2 separate regions of the Mus musculus genome follow, and region 2 is linked to region 1. The links are chromatin contacts, found by Hi-C in ENCODE. All regions are on one chromosome and are shown on one strand. The core of a region is the stretch at or near the end of the contact, and the rest is flanking DNA. Distances in the headings are between cores, read along the strand shown. Region 1 holds the start of Smarcb1 (SWI/SNF related, matrix associated, actin dependent regulator of chromatin, subfamily b, member 1). Region 2 holds the start of Zfp280b (zinc finger protein 280B).

Evidence for each region. A loop is a pair of places that touch in the nucleus more often than their neighbours do.
Region 2: a map of heart shows a loop between it and region 1 (4-fold over the local background). The contact joins the promoter of Zfp280b here to the promoter of Smarcb1 in region 1. A Hi-C loop is called at or near these places in 1 of 37 maps with a recorded cell type or tissue (heart).

The regions. Positions count from the first base shown.
Region 1 is chr10:75,918,224-75,925,524 of GRCm38, forward strand. It overlaps Smarcb1 (SWI/SNF related, matrix associated, actin dependent regulator of chromatin, subfamily b, member 1), which reads right to left and starts at 3,391. Exons shown (of 9, transcript NM_011418.2): 1 at 3,080-3,391. The coding sequence starts at 3,172. It overlaps Mmp11 (matrix metallopeptidase 11), which reads right to left. Exons shown (of 8, transcript NM_008606.3): 7 at 7,197-7,301; 8 at 4,999-5,892. The coding sequence ends at 5,759.
Region 2 is chr10:76,029,560-76,036,860 of GRCm38, forward strand. Zfp280b (zinc finger protein 280B) reads left to right here and starts at 3,053. Exons shown (of 2, transcript NM_177475.3): 1 at 3,053-3,190.

The DNA of each region.
Region 1 (7,301 bases), core at 2,141-4,640:
TTTTTTTCCTACATAGTCCTGGTTGGCCTGGACTCACTATATAGACCAGGCTGTCCTTGAACTGACAAAGGTGGGCCTACTGGGTACTAGGACTAAAGGAATGCACTGCAAAGTAGTCCCCCATGGCTACAGCGAGGGTCCTGTACCATAAACCCTAACACCAGGCTGGGCCACTTGGCCCTCTTTGGAATACTAAATAAAGATTCTGGACTTGGACATTGATTTCTCCTGTGGCAGATGACAGGATGACAGGGGCACAGTCATATCCACTGAGAGCATCCTCCCCAAGCAGCTCCACAGACATCAGACACAGCTGCTACTGTTACTGTGTCTGCCCATCTGTCTGAATACTGAATTCATTTTCTATGACAAAGGGACCGAGGGCCATCCATCATCCATACAATCCTGCCATAGGAACTGAAGACAGAAAGTACTGTATGACCCTCTGTTCTTCCCAAAATCAAAGCCAGGCCCCAAAGAGTGAGAAAACTGTCCATTTTGGTTTTCGTATAACTATTCTCAATCAACTGGGAAGGCCAAGAGTCAAGAGGCCAAAGGAAGGTTGTGGTTAGCTTTCTAAAACCTAAACCATGCCGTGCCAATGACCTCAAAACACAAGATTTCCAGTGTAAGCATCTCAGATGCTTAAGAAAAGTAAAACCAGCCAAGAAGGCGCGCTCAGTGCAAGACCATGTGCTTAGCGTGTACAAGGCTCTAGGTTCCCCAGCATGAGAAATGAGAACTGAGGAAGACAGAGAAAGAGGGCAAGGGTCAGGAGGCAGAGCAAGCTGTCACTACACCTCCCGAGGCTCTTCCCACCTGACCAGGAGCTGTCTTTCAGTCTCTCCACCACATGAGAATTTTCTTTTCAAAACTAGGGCTGAGGCCAGATTTACCCCTTCACTGGTCAGTTCAGGTAAATAAACATCTTTGAAGAAACTCTTCTGCATAGACTATTTAAAGTCCTTAACTGCCATACGCACCACACCTTGCACTTGAGCAAATGCCTAGTGGCCAACAAGGACCCTTCTGAGCTGTGAGAGATGTCCCCAGCACAGCCACTGTGGAACAGAGGCACAGAGGTGACAGTGTGATCAGTCTTGGCGGCTTGAGTTTTTTGTTTAATGGAAGATGGTGAAAACGGAAACTCTAAGTCTGGATGTTTCTGACAACATTGGTCTCACAACCTGATTCAACCGACACACTAATAAAATGGAGTGTATGTCACTGAATAGCTGCCAGAGGTAACGGCTGGCAGTCTGAAATGCCATTAGCTCTCCAGGGTGGGCACTTACCTCTTTACACATGTTACATGTCTACTGGATGACATTCACACATCTGAATTTTATCTTTTTGTTATTATTATTCCTTTCAAGACAAGATCTCACTACGTAGGCCAGGCTGGACTCAAAATCACCCTCTACTTCTGCCTCCTGAGTGTTCAGATTAAAGGTGCAGCCCAGTGCACTTAATAAACAAACAAACAAAAAAAGAGTAAGAAAGAAAGAAAAAAAAATAAGCCACATAAACTGGGTGTAGTGACACCAAGTGCTTTGATCCTGGCACTCAGAGGCAGGAGGATTTCTGTGAGTTCAAGTGCCAGGTCTACAAAGTGGAGCTACAAGGCAGCCAGTTACACGATGAGATCTTGTCTCAAAAAGAAGGGGGGATGGGGCTGGTGAGATGGCTCACCAGTTAAAAGCACTGACTGCTTTTCTGAAGGTCCCGAGTTCAATTCCCAGCAACCACGTGGTGGCTCACAACCACCTGTAATGAGATTTGATGCTCTCTTCTGGGGTGTCTGAAGACCGCTACAGTGTACTCATAGACATAAAATAAATAAATAAATAAATAAATCGAAAAGAAAAGAAAAGAAAAGAAAAGGAAGGAAGAAAGAAAGAGAGGAGGGGAGGAGAGACATAAACTGGTTGGGGGTTGCCCTTAGATGGAATGAAGTTAGTTTGAGATAGACAATCTGCACCAAAAAAAAAAAAAAAAAAAAAAAAGGTAGAAAGAAAGAAATTTCAGCTGAGCAGTGGTGGCACACGCCTTTAATCCCAGCACTCAGGAGGCAGAGGCAGGCACATTTCTGCCAGCCTGGTCTACAGAGTGAGTTCCAGGACAGCCAGGGCTACACAGAGAAACTGTCTCGAAGAAGAAAAAGAAAAGAAAAACAAAAAAAACAAAAAAACACAAAGATTTGGCTGGTCTCTAGGGTTAATTGAAGGGATTTTCTAAGGTTGTGGTTCTCAACCTTCCTAATGCTGTGACCCTTTAATACAGTTTCTCATGTTGTAATGACCCCCTCCACCATAAACTTTTTTCGTTGCTACTTCATAACTCTAATTTTTGCTACAGTTACGAATCATAATGTAAATACCTAATATGCAGGATCTTTGATATGCGACCCCTGTGAAAAGGGTAGTGGCTGGCGCACAGGTGCGATCCTAAGGAACCCTGTCCACCTGACTGCACAGAAGCTGTCTCTTCTAGCTCTGGGTTCTGGGTTAGCGACCCTTCAGATTTATCCCCTATAAAAACTCAAAATTAGTTCACTGATCTCCAAAACGTTAGTGCTTCCGACCTCAGGGCCTCAATCCACTCAAAAGCAAACATGTCCAATCACTTTCTAAACATCATAAAAGCTCTCTGCAGTCCACCTCGCAAGCAACAACACAAAGGGGAAGAGGCTTTCCTAAGCTTCGGGCTTACAAGTAGAGATTTCGAGACCGGGGCAGTGGGGTGCACGAGAGCTGCCAAAGGGTTCAAGGGCAGTGTTGCACCTCCACTTCCAAGCGCCCAGGGGCTTCCCGAACATCCTTTCCCCATCTGCCTAGAGTGTACCGGCTCGACGCTCTAAGCTAGGACAGATGCTTAGGGTCTGAACAACGTTAAGTGGGTAAAGAAAACCCAGGACGGTCCAGGCGGGACCGGCCACGCCCACCAGGCCACGCCCCAGCTGCGAGCACGCGCCCGCCTCCGCGATGAATGGAGGCGCGCTCTCGGGGAGCACTAGCCCGCCCCGGGACTCGAGCCGGCCAGCCGCTGCCCGGGAAGCCGAGAACGCGCCGCGGGCTACCTCGGAGCCGATCATGTAGAACTCCCCGTCGTCCTCCAGCTGAAACTTGACGGGCTTCTGCCCGAAGGTCTTGCTCAACGCCATCATCATCATGGCGGCGGGGGAAACCGGCAGCCGGGGTCGAGCTGGAAAGAATCCGGTGGGCTAGGGCGGGGCCGAGGCGCGTCGGACCGAAAGGAACGGAGGCCTGGAGGTGAAGGTCGGGCAGGGCAAGCCGGGCGAACCGGGCGAGCGCTCGTGTCACTACTGGGCTCCTTGGCCGTCTCTGCAACGAGCAGGCCGCCCTCGGTGCGCATGCGTGGAGAAGCTGACGCTAACGTGCGCGCCGCAGCCTGCGCGACTCAAGGCCGAGCGCGTTCCCGCAAGCCCTTAAAGGGACCCGAGTTCTTTTTTGCTTCCTAGGCTTCCTCCCTGGGCGGGTAAGGAGGAAAACCTCTCAGCGACCGAAATAGCCACTGAGGCCCTGACTCAGGCGGTAGCTTTCCTAGTCGCATAGCCAGAGCTGGCACTCCGCCCCGGGATGAAGGAAAAAAATGAGACGTTAAGCGAGGAGAAGGACCGCTCTATCTGGAAGCCCGAGGGAAGCTGGGTGGGCATGGCGACCCCACGCTAGCGCCTCAGGTTTTCCACCCGAAAGTGCGTTAGGAATAGCTAGCTATCCACTCCAGGCCAACAGCAGTTCCCGAGGCAGTAGGGATGGGAAGAATGACAATACTGGATGGAGGTTGGTACTATTCAAAGATCTAGGTGATGTGCCAGATGAACGGGAGGAGGCACTTGCATTCCTTCCTTACCTCTGCAAGCTTGGTGCCCACAAGCCCAGCCCTGGTCTGTGCCTCTGCCCGCCTTGGGGCATAACAGCCCCGAGAGAAGACAGTGCTTCTGGAACGTGTCCAAGCAGTCCACCCCCTGTTGAACAGAGCCGTGACTCCAAAATGTTTAATGTTTATTGTAGCACTATTACAGGAGCTTAAGTTATAGCCTAGCCTAGGTAGCTATTCAACAATAGAGGAATGGATGAAGAAAATGTAGTCTAGGCTGGGTGTGGTGGTGCAAGCTTTTAGCTTCAGTTCCAAGACAGTCAGGGATATGTTGAGCAACTCTGTCCCAGAAAACAAAAAAGAGTGTGAAATGTGTGTACATGTGTTTTTTGTTTTTCAGCCACAAAAGTGAAATTACATTGTTTTCAGGAAAATGGATGCAACTAAGATATCATATTAAACAAATCAGGCCAGTCTCAGAAAGACAAATACGTTTTCTCTCATTTGTGCTTTCTAGATTTTCCTTAGATACATAAAATATGTATTCCACAGAACATTAAAGTAAAAGTGACATTGTGTATGGGAGCAAAGGGACTAACAACCTAGTGTAGGGGAGGTGGGGGCATGGTGGGATGTGCAAAATACAAACACTTCTCTGAAAGCAGCAGGACAAACAGTGGCCAGCTTCATAAGGGTCAGTCTAATGAGACTGCAATTGTGACTGGGGTCATGATGAAGGAGATGTTAAAGAACTAGGAAAGGCTGTGGTAACCAGGAGTTTGCCCACTGATCTCACAGCCATGGGAACCAGAGGGTTAAGGGCCAGGGGTGGCTCACACTTTTAATCCCAGAACTCCAGAGTCATAGGCAGGCAGACCTCTGTGGGTCCCAGGACAGTCAGGGATGTATAATGAGACCATGCCTCCCTCAGCTCCCACCCCCAGTAGTTAGGCATGATCTGATAAAATGATACTGCTTTTGCTGAGACAGCCAGTCAGTTAGAAAGCCACTGTGGGTATACCTCTATTTGTTCAGGAATGGGACAGGAGAGACTCTAAATATGGGTCCTAGCCCCAGGGAAACAGTCTTGGGGCACAAAGGCTCTAACCCTTACTCCCAAATCTTGACTGCAAATTGCAAAGAAAAACAGACAGGCGCTTAGAAAACACTCATGTTTAATGACAGTCTTGGCTTTTTTGGGTTTTGTTTTTTGTTTTTTTAAAAAAGTCTTTATACACTGTATACACATGTACATGGCTTAGAGGGTACCTGTGCTAGGAAGAGGGCCCCAGAAAGAAATGGCCTGGGGCAAGGCTGTGAGGTATGTGGGGCCTTTGAGGTTCCGTGTCTCTGGGAGGAAGCAGCTGCCTCCTTGGCTGGCTGTGTACCTTTTGGCCTGAGTTCCAGGAAGCACTTGTCTGAATCACCTGCCAGAATATGATCAGTTCACTATCTCTCCAGAGCTGACTTACCAGGAAAGATACTGGTCCAGTTGCTTAGCAGGGGCAGCATGGTACCCTGGGCATCTCATTACCAACACCACTCCCAACAGGAACCTCATTGCAGGTGATTCCTGAGTTTGTGTGGGGGTTCTACTTTGAGGGACAGAGATGGAGACCTTGGGCAACCAGGCTGACTGTGGATTATTGGTAGCTGAAATATTGCCAGCCCAAAACCTCCCTTATTTTTAAGTAACACCAAAGCCTTTGCCTAGTCTGAGACAATTGTTGGCAGGTGACCATGACCAGCATGGTCGTTCCTACAAACAGTGGCTGCACCCCAACCCACTCCCCTGAGGAGACATAGGCCCTGTCTGTCCCATGCCTGAAGCCCAGAGCCACAGATATGGCTGTGGGTCTCTTACATGATCTAAGTGCCCTGGCAGGAGTCAGTACCCCTGAATGCATCCAAAGTGTTGTCAGCGGAAAGTATTGGCAGGCTCAGCACAGTCAAAGAAGTCAGGACCTACGGGGCGAGGAAAGCCTTCTAGGACCTTCACCTTCACGGGATCAAACTTCCAGTAGAGATGGCCACGAAGGAAGTAGGCATAGCCTGAAAAGAGAAGGACATCAGTCAGCCAGTGGATACTAAGCTCTGCACGAGCCTAGGGACACACACCATGCAGGCCTTGGTCACTAGTGAATTCTTTGGGATCTGCCGAGCTAGGCATGGTAGCTTCGTGTCTGTACTCCCTGGACTCAGAAGGTAGAGGCAAGAGGATAAGGAGTTCAAGGGCATCCTTAGCTACATACTAAGTTTGAGGCTAGCCTGGACTACAAGAGACCCTGCCTTCAAAATAAATAAGTTGCAGACTCCAGAGCTGGCTTTACTACAGCCTTCTTTCCCTCTGTCTGTCTGTCCACAGGGTCAGGTCCAGTCGGTACTGGGAACCTCAGCTCACTTCCTACCTTTCAGGAAAGTGAATATTGCCCCTGCTACAAAGCTCCCCCTTCTGTCCACACCACAGAAGGCAGTCCCAGAGATGGAGAGCCAGAGGCTACTCAAAGTAGTGCTCCCAGTGTTGGGAGGCACAGAAGCAGAGGAGAGTCGCAAGCAGGAGAGTTCTCTGCACTTAGGACTCAGCCTAGTGGTTCAGTGGTTGGGAGCAGGGACTAACAGGGACAGTACCATTGTTCATCTGGTATGTTTAGTGACCTTCTTGCCCATTCCTCTTGCCCCTCTGACACTATGCTGGTAAGAGCTGTTAAGGTCAGGCATGGTGGTGCACACCTTCCATCCCAGGCAGATCTCTATGAATTCAAGCCCAGCTTGGTCTACAAGGCAAGTCCCAGGTGAGCCAGAGATATGTAGTAAGACCATGCCTCAGACAAAAAGAACTGTGCAGGCCCAGCTTGGAGAGAGCTCGTGATGTCAGAAGGCTGTTCTGAGACCTACTTGAGACATGTAAGGAGTGTGGTACCGTGCCTGAAGCATTGTCTACCCTTGGTAAGTCCTGGCTGTGGCCAAGGGACCTGGGCAAGTCCTTAGACCTCTCTGGCCTTCTATTTCAGTTTTTTAAAAAAGATTTTATTTATTTTATGAATATAAGTATACTTTAGATGTCTTCAGACACACCAGAAGAGAGCATCAGGTCCCATTACAGATGACCGTGAGCCACCGTGTGGTTGCTGGGATTTGAACTTGGGATCTCAGGAAGAGCATTCAGTGCTCTTAACCGATGAGCCATCTCTCCAGTCCCCCCACCCATTTCATTTTTAATATGGGGCATAACACTGATTGGCCACCAGGACAAAGGATCTGTGGTGATAAGCTGGGCCATATGAAGTTGGGGGTCGGGGGGAGGAAGCAGGATGACAGCCACTCACTCCCCTCCAGCTACCTTACCCTCAACTCACCCTCAGCATCCTGGAAGGCAGCATCAATCTCAGAAGGTACCCCTCGCCAGTCAGTGGAGCGCCGGGGCACGGGATTGTCCACTCGCTGGGTTCTGGGGTGGAAAC
Region 2 (7,301 bases), core at 1,803-4,302, 110 kb after region 1:
GGTACACTAGTTGCTGATGCTCGATTCTGCCCCTGGAAACCATATAAAAACTCGCAGATCGGGCGCTGGGGGTCACAGCCTCTCCTTCAGATCTGGGAAGACCCCAGTGCACTGGAACAAATTCCTCTTGCTTTTTGCATGGATCCCGGCTTCACACGGTTCACTCAGGGGGTCCCCGGTAAGCTAAGACTCCCTGAAGTCTTACAGCATCACAGCAACTAAAGGATTTACATTGCATCAAGTACTAGAAGACAGAAATATCCAGGTAGCTCTCTGATCAGGCAATTAGTCTAACTAGCTGGTGAGCCTGAGGTTGTGACAGGCCTTGTCTCAAATAGTAAGGTTGAGAAACTGGTTATCCAATAGCAAATGGCCAGCTCATTATGCAAACTGTGCGGGCTATAATTAGGAATATATATATATATATGCATATACATATATACATGTAAGGACAGAGGGAAAAAAGCCATGGATTTGAAAAAGCCAGGAGGGGTAGGGAAGGATCTGGAAGAAAGGGGAGAGGGAAATAATTATAATCTCAAAAATAAAAATACACATGAATAATAAAAAAAAGAAGTAAGCGGGGTATAGTGGCACACTGCTTTAACCCTAGCACTCAGGAGACAGAGACAGGCAGATCTCTGTGAATTCAAGGCCACCTGGTTATAGTGAGTTCCAGGACAACCAGAGTACACAATAAGGTCCTGTCCCAAAACAAAACAAACAAACAAACAAAACAAAAAAGCCATTAAAAAAAAAGCTAAAAGAGAAAAATTAAACAGAGTGAGGAAGACGTTGTCCTCTGGTCTTCACACACATATGCATGTTCACGTATACACATACAAACCACACACGCGCCCATCAAAAGCTGCAAATAAACGGGAGAAGCAAATGTCCCAGTTAGGGTGTCTATTGTCGTGAAGAGGCACTATGGTCCTGGGGCTGCTTTACAGTTTCAAAGTAAGTTTAGTCCATTGTCATCATGGCTTGAAGCCTGGCAGCTTTCAGGCAGACATGGCGCTGGAGAAGAAGCAGAGTTCTACATCTCCATCCACAGGCAAGAGAAGTAGCGACATCCCGGTCAGAATTGAGTTTCTAAGACCTCACAGCCCCCCTCCACAAGCGACAGTCTTCCTTCAACAAGGCCACACCCACTCCAACAAGGCCACACCTCCTCAGTGCTGCTCCCTAAGGGCCAAACATTCAAGCATACAGGAGTCATTTTTTTATTCATACCACCATAGCAAACTTTTCTTTTGGAAAAAAATGTTGCTTATTTTGGTATGTATTTGATGCACACGAGTGTATGAGTGAGTGTATGTGCATGTGTAGAGTTCAGAAGAAAACTTATCTTTTTATTTAAAAAACATTTTTTTTTTTTTTGAAATGCCTCTCTGTGTAGCCTTGGCTGGCCTGGAACTCTCTATGTAGATCAGGCTGCCCTTGAACCCAGAGATCTGCCTGCTGTAGCCTCTTGATCCATGGGATGAAAGGTGTGCGCCACCACACCTGGCAGACAATTTTCAAGAGCTGGTTTTCCACTGTGGGATCTAGAGATAGATCTATGCTTTTACCTAGCGATGCATCGATGGCCCCAAACCTTCAAAGGGTCATATAGTCAGACAGTCTCTGGTAATTAATACAATTTTCTGGTGTAGTAAGAAAACAAGCACAGAGCCGGGCGTGGTAGCGCACACCTTTAATTCCAGCACTCGGGAGGCAGAGGCAGGCAGATTTCTGAGTTGGAGGCCAGCCTGGTCGACAAAGTGAGTTCCAGGACAGCCAGAGCTATACAGAGAAACCCTGTCTCGAAAAACCAAAAAAAAAAAACCAAAAAAAACCAAAAAAACAAACAAAAAAAACCCCAAAAAACAAAAACAAACAAACAAACAAACAAAAAACAAGCACAGGCAAGAAGGAAAAGAATGAGCCGGGCGTGGTGGTGCATGCCTTTAATCCCAGCACTTGGGAGGCAGAGGCAAGCGGATTTCTGAGTTCCAGGACAGCCAGCGCTATACAGAGAGAAACCCTGTCTCGAAAGACCCAAAAAAAAAAAAAAAAAAAAAAAAAAAGAAAAAAAAAGAAAAGAAAAGAAAAGAAAAGAAAAAGAAAAAAAAAGAATGAGCATGTTGTGTTTCAAAACTGAAAACTGAAATTCGAATTTCATGTAATTTGCGCATGCTCCAAAAAGGCATTCATCTTTTGATGGTTTTTATTTTTTAATTTTTTTTTTTATTTTTAGGTTTCTTTGAGACAGGGTCTTACAGTATATCCCTGGCTGCCCTGGAACTCACTCTGTAGACCAGGCTGACCTTGAACTCAGAAATCCGCCTGCCTCTGCCTCCCAAGTGGGTGCACCACCACAGCTGCCCCGCTTTCTGATGTTTTTCAAACAACAAACACAAAACAAACAAACCGAACCTGGGACATCTGTTCTGAGTTTCCTTCCTGATAAAAACAGCCGGCTGATTTGGATTTGTCCCAGAGGCAGCTTTAAGGTTGTTTCAAATTCAGTAGCTAGGTCGTTTTCTAAGTGCAAGGGGCAAGCTTGTGTGCTTATGCAAAAGCTACACACTTGAGAGGAGCTGTCATAGCTGTAATACAGGTGGGCAAACAGTTTCCTAAAGGACTGGGAACCATCTCTGGCCCTGGGCCCAGGCTAGCTGAAGCTCCATTTTTTTTTTCCTTCTTTCTCTCTTATCTATGCCCCTCCCACCCTTCCCACCCCCACTCCTACCTCCTCTCCCTAAGCAGCCACGTTTAACTAGCAATCCTCCTGCCTCAGCCCCCGCTCCCACCCCACCCTATCCCCACCCCCGAGGGAATGCTGGAATGGACGAAAGGCCTGGCTTTGGGTTCCCAAATCTCGCAGGTCCAAGATTTCAGGGGTGGGCATCACCACTGCCTGATCGTCCCAGCTCAGTCCCTCCGCCCGCGGCAGTCACTAGGGGCGCCCGAGTGAGAGAACGCGCCCAGGGGCCTTGAGGAACCAATCAGATCGGCGCTACGCCGCGCGGCTGACCTCGCGTCCACCCTTGGCAGCCAATCACAGGTCGCCGTGGGCTAGTGCGCGCCGGCCGGGGCTTTGGTGTTGGAGCGGCGGGGCCCTGGAGGTCGTGGTGCGGGGCTTCCCGCGCAGCGCCTCGCGGGCCGGGGCGTCCGGGGGAGGCTCAGGTACGCCTGCCGGGAGGTAAGGACAGGGGCGTGGTGCTGGTGACCTCTGCGGGAGCGACCGGGAGGGGACGCCGGGTGAGGGCCTTCTGCGAGTCCCGGGGAAGCGAGCGTGGCTAGGCCGGGAGCCCAGAGACCCCTTCCTGGCAGCCTCCCTCTCCCACGAACCCCCCAGTCCTGGGGCTGGGCCTGCACCCCTTAAATGCCATTCCCATCGCCGAGGGCCCCTCACCTAAAGTCCTGGAGGCTGCAGACCTCGCTACTGGGCTCTCCGACGCCTGCCTCGAAGCTCTGCCACTAGGGAAGGAGGAGGGAGGACCACTTCGTTGAGACCCATTCAAAAAAGTAGGTACAGACGAAATCCGGGTTTGTAGATTAAGTCCCACTCCCAGTTTGGAGATCTGCAGGCCCTTGGAGGCTTTAAAAAGCCATTTTTCTGCGCCCCTCCCCTTCCCATACAGCAATATCTTGTTTATTTTGTTGGCTTTGTGCCCCCTTTGAGCCCCAGTGCAGCTCTCGGGGCTCCTAGCTAGCTAGTTTTGCTTTGAGCAGTGCTCGGTGGGTTGTGTTGTTTTGTTTACTGGGCTATGGTGTTGGAAGGTAGCGTATAAGGTGCTTATAATAACCACACAGACGACAGGGTTGAGGGAGTAGCTTAGTTGGTGGAGTGCTTGCTTGCCTAGTACTACACAAACCGGTTGTGATGACCTCGCACCCAGTACTTGGTTAAGAGGAGACAGACGGCTGTTTCTTTCGTATCAGAGCTAACAAAACGGAAAATAAGCATGAAATAACTGGTAGGTAGTGAAATGGAGTAAAATCTTTTAACACGTAAAATGTAACTAAATCTTAAGAGGTTCTCTGTCTGTCTGATTTACCCCAAGTATGTGACTTGCAGCTCTTGGACTCTCTGAAGCTATTAAAAGTTACAGCGTATATCTGCGGTAAGAGAAAAGGTCTACCTCATTTTCTGACTTCTGTTTGCTGCTGTGATTTGATAAAAAAAAAAAAAAAAATCATTACCATGGGTGATAGCAGAAGGCAGAGGCAGGCGAATCTCTATGAGTTTGAGGGCAACCTGGTCTACAGCGGTAGTAACAGGACAGCCAAAGCTACCCTGTCTTGAAAACAGACAAAGGAACAAAAATTAGTGTTTTGGAATTTCCTGCGGAAATCACAATGGTAAGATAAGTTCAGGACAAGTAGAATTTTGGAACTTTTTTGTTTTGTTTTTGTTTTTGTTTTTCGAGACAGGGTTTCTCTGTATAGCCCTGGCTATCCTGGAACTCACTTTGTAGACCAGGCTGGCCTCGAACTCAGAAATCCACGTGCCTCTGCCTCCCAAGTGCTGGGACTAAAGGCGTGCGCCATCAACCCCGGCATTTTGGAACTTTCTAAGTTGCTTCCTCAAACAGGAAGGAAGTGGTAGATGTACTTTTTTTACCTGAAATCTTGAAAAAGAAAAAGTAGATGCTATGGATGCCTTGTAAAGCTGACTTCCTTTTTCTTTAGTTGCAGTAGGAGGTGCAAATGGGTTGATATACATATCTTAAGATTCAGCTAATGCAGGAAAATGTTCCCACTTGGATTTGTCCCCACCCTGCCTTTTGAAAGAGGGTCTCTTAGCCTGGGCTGTCATTTCCTCCCTCCAGGTCCTCCCTTGTATGTGCAACCTGCTAAGTCTCTATGATGCTACTTGTATGTTTTTGGGTCTGATCGTTTGTTGTTCCTCCCTGGGGGAAGGGTTAAGGACTCTGGGAGCTTTCCCTGGTCCACATTAGCATCTCTTGACTTCGTCCTTGTTGAGATCACGTTGATGTGGTTAGGGATCTATATTGGTGAAGTCTCATAGATATTTGAGGAATAGTAGTGTTAATTTCTTTTTTCTTTTCTTTTTTTTGTTTTTTAGATTTATTTATTTATTATATGTAAGTACACTATAGCTGTCTTCAGACACTCCAGAAGACGGAGTCAGATCTTGTTACAGATGGTTGTGAGCCACCATGTGGTTGCTGGGATTTGAACTCCGGACCTTTGAAAGAGCAGTCGGGTGCTCTTACCCACTGAGCCATCTCACCAGCCCTGTTAATTTCTTTTAAAGTCTGGTAGAATTCTGCCCTGAATCCATCTAGACCTGGACCTTTTTTTTTTTTTTTTTGGTTGGGGGACTTCCAGTTTTTTATTTCTCTGGGGTTTTTCTATATATAACATTTTCATTATCCATCCCTTGAAGGTCATTTAGGTGTGGTTTCCCATTTCCTTCTTGTTGTGGATTGGGTAGCAGTGAACATGGCTGAGCAATGATCTTTGAAGTCGACCATCCTTTGCGAAGATGCCAAGGAATGGTGTAGCTGGGTCATATGGTAGATTTAGTCCCAAATTTTTGAGAATTCTCCACCCTGATTTTCAGAGTGGCTGTGTTAGTTTTAAATCCTGCCAACAGTGAAGGAGGAGGGCTCCCTTTACCCCCACATCCTCTCTAGAATTTTTTGGTGTCTGTATGTTGATCCTTACTATTCTGACTGTGCTACCATGAATTCCACCGTTGCTTTCATTTGCTTTGCCCTAATAGCTAAGGACAGTGAATAGTTTTTGAGACATTTCTTAGCCATTTTTATTCTGTTGAGAATTGTCTGTTCAGGTTCCAAACCCATTTTTTTGAATGTTTCTCATTCCCCCCTCCCCCCCCAACTCTCTCTTTTTTCTTTGACTTAGTGGTTTCTGAGCTCTTTCTATATTCTAGAAATGAATCCTCTGCAGATGTGTATCTGGCAGAGATGGCTGTGTGGGCCTTCTCTTGAGTTAATTGTTTCCCTAGCTGTGCAACATCTTTTTGTTCTTGGGAAAATGGAGTCCTCTTCAGAATGTCTTTTCCTGCACCTAGATCATGTAGGGCACTGCCTGTTTTCTTGTCACCATCCAGGGTTGTACATCTAGGTCTTTGACCTTTTGGAGTCCACTGGAGTGAGTTATTGTCTGGGGTTAAGATATAGGTTCAATTTCATTCTTTGATTGTGAACATTTAATTTTCCCAGCACCATTTGTTGAAGGTCCTTTCTTCCTGTCAGCTTACGTTTGGTATTGCTGCCAGATATTAAGTGGCTGAATAACTCTATTCATGTTTGAGTTTGCGCCGTTGGGCTACATGGCTGTTTTTGTGCCAGTACCATATTGATCTCATTACTGTGGCTTTGGAATATATCCTGTTTTTTTGTTTGTCTATTTATGTATTTATTTTTGAGAGGGGTCGCTACATATAGTCCTGGTTGTCCTGGAACTCACTGTGTTGACTAGACTGGGCTCACAGATACATCCGGCATGAGATACATCTTAAGACCTTAAGATCTGGCATAGTGGTGGCGCACGCCTTTAATCCCAGCACTTGGGAGGCAGAGGCAGGTGAATTTCTGAGGTCGAGGCCAGCCTAGTCTACAGAGTGAGTTCCAGGACAGCCAGGTCTAAATAGAGACCCTGTCTTGAAAAAAACAAACAAAACAAAACAAAACAAAGGTCTGGTATAGTAATCTCTTCAGCACTGTTCATTTGTTCAGAATTGTTTTGGCTATCTGGTGTCTTTTGTGGCTCTACGTTAATCTTAGGATAGTTTTTTCTCTATGCGAAGAATGAGATGGGAATTTTGAGATTGGGTTGAGTCTATAAATAGCTTTTAGTAAAACAGTCATTTTCAGAATATTCTGAATAATCCATAAATATGAACGTGGGATGCCCTTCCAACTAATTTTCTAGTGTCTTTGTCTCTTTTTTTTTAGAGGCTTAAAGTTTTCATTATAGATTTTTTTTTTAAAGAATTATTTTATTTATAAGAGTACACCTGTAGGGGCTGAAGAGATGGTTCAGCGGTTACGAGCACTGACTGCTCTGTTCCAGAGGTCCTGAGTTCAATCTCCCAGCAACCCCGTGGTGGTTCCCAACCCTCTGTAATGGGATTCCAAAGCTCTCTTTTGGGGGGTTTGAAAACAACGGCAAGGGTAGTCATATACCTTTAACAAACAAACAAACAAATATTAAAAAAAAAAAGAGTATACTGTAGCTGTCTTCAGATACCCCAGAAGAGGGCATCAGATCTCATTACAGAAGGTTGAGAGCCACCATGTGGTTGCTGGGAATTG